2 separate regions of the Mus musculus genome follow, and region 1 is linked to region 2. The links are chromatin loops, found by intact Hi-C in ENCODE. Cell type or tissue: heart. All regions are shown on one strand.

Region 1 (4,000 bases), 95 kb before region 2:
AGATATTTGAGTTTTTTCCACCTTCTGGTTATTACAAATATGGCTGCTATGAATGTAGTGGACTCTGCAGTTCCTCACAGCCACAGGAATAAACAGATCTAAGTTCAGCTACACAGCAGGCTGTTCAAACCCAGCTAGAGTCAGCCTAGTCCTTTCCTGAAAACAACAGACCTTATCTTTCTCACTTATCTTGCACTCACTAATAAGTGGATATTGGACCTGAAACTTAGAATACCCAAGATACAATTTGCAAAACTCAAGTAAATCAAGAAGAAAAAGACTAATGCATGGATACTTCATTCTTCCTTAGAATAGCAAACAAAATACCCATGGAAGGACTTACAGAGACAAAGTTTGGAGCTGAGATGAAAGGATGGACCATCCAGAGACTGTCCTATATGGGTATCCATTCCATAGTCAGCCACCAAATCATATACTATTGCATAAGCCAGTAAGATTTTGCTGAAAGGACCCTGATATAGCTCTCTCTAGTGAGGCTATGCCAGTGCCTGGCAAATAAAGAAGTGGATGCTCACAGTCATCTATAGGATGGAACACAGGGTCCCCAATGTAGGAGCTAGAGAAAGTACCCAATAAGCTGAAGGGGTCTGCAACCCTATAGGTGGAACAACAATATGAACTAACCAGTACCCCCAGAGCTTGTGTCTCTAGCTGCATATATAGCAGAAGATGGCCTGTCAGCCATCATTGGGAAGAGAGGCCCCTTGGCTTGCAAATTTTATATGCCCCAATACAAGGAAGGCCTTGACCAAGAAATAAAGGAGGGTGTGTAGGGGAGCAGAGTGTGTGAAGTGTATAGGTGACTTTCAGGATAGCATTTGAAATGTAAGTGAGGAAAATAGCTAATAAAAAATTGAAAAAAAAACCCATCAGTTTCAAACTGTTTTGTTAAAATGGACACCAATCTTCACTTTACTAATTTCAATGATCAGTTTCTAAGCTGCTCATAACTGGCCTATATACATGTGCTATGATAAACTGCTATCTACTTTTATGGTGGTAGCATCATTTTTTGTTGTTATTGTTGTTTTGTTGTTGTTATTAGTTTTTCATGTGGTGTATCATCCAATACTGTGACTAAATAATCCACATTTGCCTTGAAATTGCAGGCATCTACCTCTTCCTGGGATCTTAGGTTTGAGCCATCAGACTTGGCTTGTTTTCTTCTTCAGGGAACATTTCTTCAGTGGCTCCAGGAGACTGAGCTCTCCTGACTGCCTACCACCCCTTAGGAAATTCCCTCACTGTCTTTGTCTTGAGCTGTTTTTTTGCTTGGACATTCCTTCTCCAAAAGCTGAGGTGTCCCTACTCCTGGCATAGTTACTCCTGGGATGATTTCACCCTCTGACAGGACTTTAAGCCACTCCCAGACCAGTAGATCTGAACTCAATTTTTCACCTGTGCAAACACCTCTGTAGCACTGGCCAGTTGTGTAAACAGGTAATCAGATTGACTGATTTGTAAATTGGGTGTGCCACCACATGCCTACATCCCAGTACACCAGAGGTGGGACAAAGGGATCCTGTGTTCACTTAGCCTAGAATACACACCAGTGAGCCTGGTTTTAAAACACAGTGCCCTTTCCCCAGAAAATACAATGATCTGGTGATAGTGATACCATTTTTAATAACCCTATAACTTGGAAAGCACAAGAGGAGCAGGATTCCAAAGTTACCTTTAGAACTCTGGACTTGTGGCACCTGTATTGGCAGCACTCAGAAGGTGGAGGCAAGGGGATCAATGCGGATTTGAGGCTAGCCAGGACTACATAGTGAGCACCAAGAAAGCCGTGGCTACACAGTGAGACCTTGCCTTAAAATAAAATAACAAATTTAAATAAAATAGAGAGAAAGAAAAAGGAAAAAATGAATTATATACTATATATCAAGATAAAGGACAACACATGCTATATGAGACACTGTCTACAAAAACCAAGTTCGCTAGGCATATGATGTTAAACCCAACACTTGTGAAGTAGGAGATCAAGGGAATCCTTGGCTACACAGAGGATTTTAGGTTACTTCAGGCTATATGATATGAAAGAAGACCGTAGCCAAGTTGTAGTTTAACAAAGAGTAAAGACTTGTACTACCAAGCATAATGTTCTGAGTTTATTCCCTGGGATTCACATGTGTGAAAGAAAGAATTGACTCCAGAGAAATAACCTCTGATTCCTTCATGTGTTGAGATGTGTGTGCGCTCACACACACACACACACTGAGAGAGAGAGAGAGAGAGAGAGAGAGAGAGAGAGAGAGAGAGAGAGAGTCCCACCACTTCCCCATTCTTCATGTTACCAAACACCTGTCACTGTACAGCACTGAGATACAGGCATCTCTGGAGTTTAAGGTCTGTAGTGTCCCCTTGCAGCTCTTGTGACATCTACAACCTTTTCTTAAGACAGCAACTACAACAGAAATGAGGACACTTGTGGGACAAGACAGACAGATTGTCATACCTTTAATCCACAAATCCTGACACTATACAGTCTCTCTCTTCCTTTTCTTTAGTTCTTGGAATGTGCCTGGCTCGTATTCCTTTTCAGCTATCATAGGAGGAAAAAGTAAATCAACTGCCTAGCAACAGGGGTAAATCCAGGGAGTCTCCAGGACAAACAGGACACTGAGCTGAATGTTACATGGGGAATCTCCTTGAGAAGATTCTTGAAGAAAATGAATCTTCACAGCTAATAAATCCGAGTCTATCAAGAAACAGGAGAAAACACCTGTTGTCCCAGATGACAAGCATCAGACTTGTGATTTCAGTTGACTGTCCCTCAATTCTTTTTTTTAAATGAGGACTTCTCTCTAGAGATCACAGCCACAGCTTTGTTTCAGTGATCACTGGAAGGGCCTGCATGACCATCTATTGTCACAAATAGAACAACACTTACATCTTATTTTAATTTTACCTTACATGACCGGGCCTCCTCATGTAGCTTTGGCTGACCTGGAACTCGAAGTGAAGATCAGGCAGGCCTCAAATTTACATAGAAACTCCGGCTTCTACCTCCTGAGTGCTGAGGAATTTCTTTCCTAAACTAGCTCTATTCAGGCTCTAACAACCACAATGGGCTTAGAACAATTATTTAAAATGTAAAGCAGGCATATTCTGCTACCCATTTCCTCACAAGTTCCAGGTCCAATTCTGAGTTCTTACACTAGTCTTAAAAGCCCCAGCAGATGTGTCCAGCCTCTCTCCCCTTGATCCCTCTGCTCCCTCTATGACTCATATGGACACATATAATAAGCTCATGGTTTTTCCATTTGCTGTTCCACTTGACTACACATCCATATGGTATCTTTCCTCATCCACTTCAGCTCTGCTCAGTTTTCATTCTTGTGTGAATCCTGCCCTAATTTGCTAAGAAGAAGCACAAGCTTACACCTGAGGCTCAATCTTCTTCCAGGCTTTATGTCACTTTTGACATGTTTGCCTACTTCTTTATATGTTTCCCCCTCCTTTATTTTCCTCCTATGATAGGTGAAAAGGTATAGGGTCCAGGCACATTCCAGGAACTATACAAAGTGAGGAGAGCTACTGTATAGGATCAGGATTTATGTATTAAAGTTCCAGAAGGATGAAGACCACTTCATGGTCAGGTGTAGCAGATGCTATGAAGTAACTGTGTGAAGGACATGCAGGTGCACAGTAGATCTCTATTCAGATGTGAAGGAGTGAAAGCCTCAGTGAGCTGCCCTGAGGGAGCATTGCAGCGACAAGATGGCCTGTGAAATGCTGCAGACTGATGTCTCAGCTGCTAGGATTTTAATAAAGACAACATAAAATACAGCAGTACACAGCTCTCCCTGAGGGCTTAGCAAAGAAGTATGTGTCCCTTCCCTTCATTGTAGAGCAGCCTCAAATCCCAATTCCTAGCCCTTCCAACTTTGGCTTTGCAGATATGAATGCACACCAAAGAGGAAGAGAGTTGCTTGCTCTGTACCAATCTACCCCTCACTCACCTACTGTAGTCTTG
Region 2 (4,000 bases):
AGAAATTGAGCTAGGATTACATGCTCCATTGTAAAAATAAAAATTAACTATCCAGGCACATCCACAATCTGATAATATTAGTACTGGAGAGACAGAGACAGGAGGGTTTCTTGGGCTCATCAATCAGCCAGTCTAGCTCAATAGTTCACTCCAGGTTCATGGAGAGACATAATTTATCATCCTCATCATACTTTCCAACAAGAACAGTAAGTAAATAAATACAGGTTAAAAATTTTAAAGTAAAATAGAAGCTTGCATAGATGCTTAATGGTTAGGAGGGTTTTCTACCCTTGCTGAGGATTCAAGTTCAGTGTCTAGCAAACATAATGGATGCATAGCTAACAATCAACTGTACTCTGTCTTTAGGTGATCTGATGTTTTCCTCTGGCCTCTCTAAGCACTGCACTTACATGTGCCCATACCAACTCCACAAACCATACATACATACACACAGAATAAATAAACAAAAATGTATTATAAAAATGTAAAGTACAAAGCAATTGAGGACAAAACAAACATTGACCTCTGACAACAACTCATGCTAACATAACACATGGGCACAGAGTTAGTAAGAGAGAGAGAGAGAGAGAGAGAGAGAGAGAGAGAGAGAGAGAGAGAGAGAGAGAGGCAGCTGTTGCACGTACATGTATATAAATACAAGTATAACAACCAAATAATTTAAATTCCACAATACTTACAGGAACATCTTAAAGGAAACTTCTTTGAATTGATATGGGTGGATCTCTAAATAAATACAGTCAATGTATGTGAATAGAAGAAGTCATGATTCCTCATGTAATAGAAGGACACTTACAGGAATTGGTGTTCCTTGAAGTATGCCCTAAGAATGTAGCCATGGTGCAAGTTAGGATCCTGAGCAAGACTCTGACACAGTTGGGAACAAGCATCCAGGACTTCCTTCTCAACATCCTAAAAAAAAAAGGAGCAGTGAGAAATGAAAGGATGGGACTCTTAGTAACCAGATCTTTTCTCAGGGGAAACTAATTAACGTTGTATTTGGGGGTTTGAATGATATGTCCTCCATTGGCTCAGCTATTTAGCATGTGCTCCCTAGTTTGTGGTGTTTTCATGGGATGTTATGGGGAGGTTCATCCTTGCTGGAAGATATATATTACTGGGGTGGGATTGAAGGCTTCACAGGCTTGCTTCACATCCATATTGCTCTTTGTTTCATGCTTACAGTTGAAGCTTGTTCTCTCACCTTCTCCCATGCCTTTCTGCCATGATGAACTTTTATCCCTTTGAACCCATAAGCCCATATATACTCTACATAAGTTGCCTTTCATTATGGTATTTTCATCACAGCAACAGAAATGTAACTCATACAGGTTGAGACCATCGTATTTCCACTAGGTTATCCAGCATGATGGCACATGCCTGCAATCCCAACACTAAGGAGGCTGGGGTAGGAAGACTAAGTTCCTGATTGGTCTGAGCTATAGAACACAATCTTGAATCCCAATACAAAATGAAACAAACCCAGTGATGTGTCTGTTTTCCAAGGTAGAGCTTTCAAATAGCACTGTCTATCAAAGCCCTCAGCAATGCCAGAGGGAAGGAGCTGGCATCTTACCTTTATCTTATTCTTCCCATCCTGTAGAGACTGGCCATAAGTTCCAGATTTCGGTGTTTCGTTAGAGGTTTTCATGAAAACCACGATTGCAGCGATCTCTAACCAACAAGATCAATAATGGAAACATATGAATGAAAATATTACTTTTAAAAGATTTATTAAACATATTATTCTTGTGTATGTGTATTTTTCCTACTTGTATACCTGTGCATCTCTTGTCTGCAGTAACCTCAGAAGCCAGAGAAGAATCTCAGGCCCACAGCAACTAGAGTCACACACAGTTCTAAGCTGTCATATGTGCTGGCAACAGAAGCTAGGTTCTCTGGTCTCTTAATGATTAAGCTATATTTATTTAGCCATGAAAACAGGAATTTCTATTATCTGACATTGTAACACAATATAAAAAAGAGATCTTAGTTTGGTATTTATACACTGAAAAAATATTAAAATTCCTTGAGTCTTGTTTTTATGAGAATAATTTTTTTCTTTATTATATATTTTATTTAAAATGTTATCCCCTTTTCTTGTTTCACCCCTTTAAACCCACTCCCCCAGCACCCCCTCTGCCTGCTCACCAACCCACCCACTCCTGATATCCTGTTCTGTCATTCCCCTACACTGGTATATCGAGCCTTCACAGGACCAAGGCCCTCTTCTCTCACTGATGTCCAACAAGGACAGCCTCTGCTACATATGCAGTTGGAGCAATGGTTCCCTCCATGTGTATGCTTTTTCCTGGATTAGTCCCTGGAAGCTCTGGGATTACTGTTTTTTTTTTTTTCATACCGTTGTTCCTCCTAGGGGGTTAAAAACCCCTTCAGCTCCTTGGGTACCTTCTCTAGCTCCTTCATTGGGTTTCCTGTGCTTCATCTAATGGATGATTATTAGCATACATTTCTGTATTTGCCAGGCACTGGCAGAGCCTCACAGAAGACAGCTTTATCAGGCTCCTGTCAGCAAGCTCTTTTTAGCATCTGCAATAGTGTCTGGGTTTGGTGGTTGTTTATGAAATGGATCCCAAGGTGGGGCAGTTTCTGGATGGTCATACCTTCTGTCTCTGTCCTGAAATTTGTCTCTGTAACTCCTTCCATGGGTATTTTGTTCCCCCTTCTAAGAAGGACTGAAGTGTCCACACTTGGTCTTCCTTCTTCATGAATTTCATATGGTTTGTGAATTGTATCTTGCATATTCTGAGCTTCTGGGATAATATCCACTCATCAGTGAGTGCATATCATGTGTGTGTGTGTGTGTGTGTGTGTGTGTGTGTGTGTTTGATATGGTCACCTCACTTAGAATGATATCCTTCAGATCCATCCATTTGTCTAAGAATTTAATGAGTCCATTGTTTTTAATAGCTGAATAGTACTCCATTGTGTAAATGTACCACATTTTCTGTATCCATTCCTCTGTTGAGAGACATGTAAGTTTTTTCCACCTTCTGGTTATTATAAATATGGCTGCTATGAACATAGTAGCCTCTGTAGGTCCTCACAGCCACAGGAATAGAATAGATCTAAGCACAGCTACCCAGCAGGCTGTAGAAACCCAGCTAGAGTCAGCCTGGTCCTTTCCTGAAAACACAGACCTTTTCTTCTCTCACTTATCTTGCACTCACTAATAAGTGGATATTGTCCCTGAAACTTAGATTACCCAAGATACAATTTGCAAAACTCAAGTAAATCAAGAAGGAAGACCAGTGAGTGCATGGATACTTCTTTCCTCCTTTGAAGAGCAAACAAAATACCCATGGAAGGACTTACAGAGACAAAGTTTGGAGCTGAGATGAAAGAATGGACCATCCAGAGACTGCCCTACCTGGGGATCCATCCCAAAGTCAGCCACCAAATCATATACTATTGCATAAGCCAGTAAAATTTTGCTGAAAGGACCCTGATATAGCTGTCTCTAGTGAGGCTATGCCAATGGCTGGCAAATAAAGAAGTGGATACTCACAGTCATCTATAAGATGGAACACAGGGCCCCCAGTGTAGGAGCTAGAAAATGTACCCAATAAGCTGAAGGGGTCTGCAACCCTATAGGGTGAACAACAATATGATCTATCCAGTACCCCCAGAGCTTGTGTCTCTTGCTGCATATATAGCAGAAGATGGCCCAGTCAACCATCATTGGGAAGAGAGGCCCCTTGGTCTTGCAAACTTTATATGCCCCAATACAGGGGAAGGCCTGGACCAAGAAATAAAAGAGGGTGTGTAGGGGAGCAGGGGGTGTGAAGTGTATAGGTGACTTTCGGGATAGCATTTGAAATGCAACTGAGGAAAATAGCTAATAAAAAATTGAAAAAAAAAAAACATCAGTCGCAAACTGTTCTGTTAAAATGGACACCAATCTTCACTTTACTAATTTCAATGATCAGTTTCCAAGCTGCTCATAACTGACTTATGTACG

What was found. Peaks named below come from ENCODE experiments on the same cell type or tissue, not always from the same donor. Only the 100,000 strongest peaks of a DNase experiment are listed, where the experiment ranks them.
Region 1: it touches region 2 in a loop (6-fold over the local background); 2 of 42 quality-filtered maps call a loop at or near these places.

The regions. Positions count from the first base shown.
Region 1 is chr4:121,320,775-121,324,774 of GRCm38, forward strand. It overlaps Gm12888 (predicted gene 12888), which reads right to left. Exons shown (of 4, transcript NM_001033791.3): 1 at 3,987-4,000. Among named protein-coding and RNA genes, the nearest start is that of Gm12888, 2.1 kb to the right of the region's middle. In heart, no CTCF peak of the experiment used is centred here; no DNase peak of the experiment used is centred here.
Region 2 is chr4:121,415,857-121,419,856 of GRCm38, forward strand. It overlaps Gm12886 (predicted gene 12886), which reads right to left. Exons shown (of 4, transcript NM_001144948.1): 2 at 1,595-1,692; 3 at 815-930. Among named protein-coding and RNA genes, the nearest start is that of Gm12886, 5.2 kb to the right of the region's middle. In heart, no CTCF peak of the experiment used is centred here; no DNase peak of the experiment used is centred here.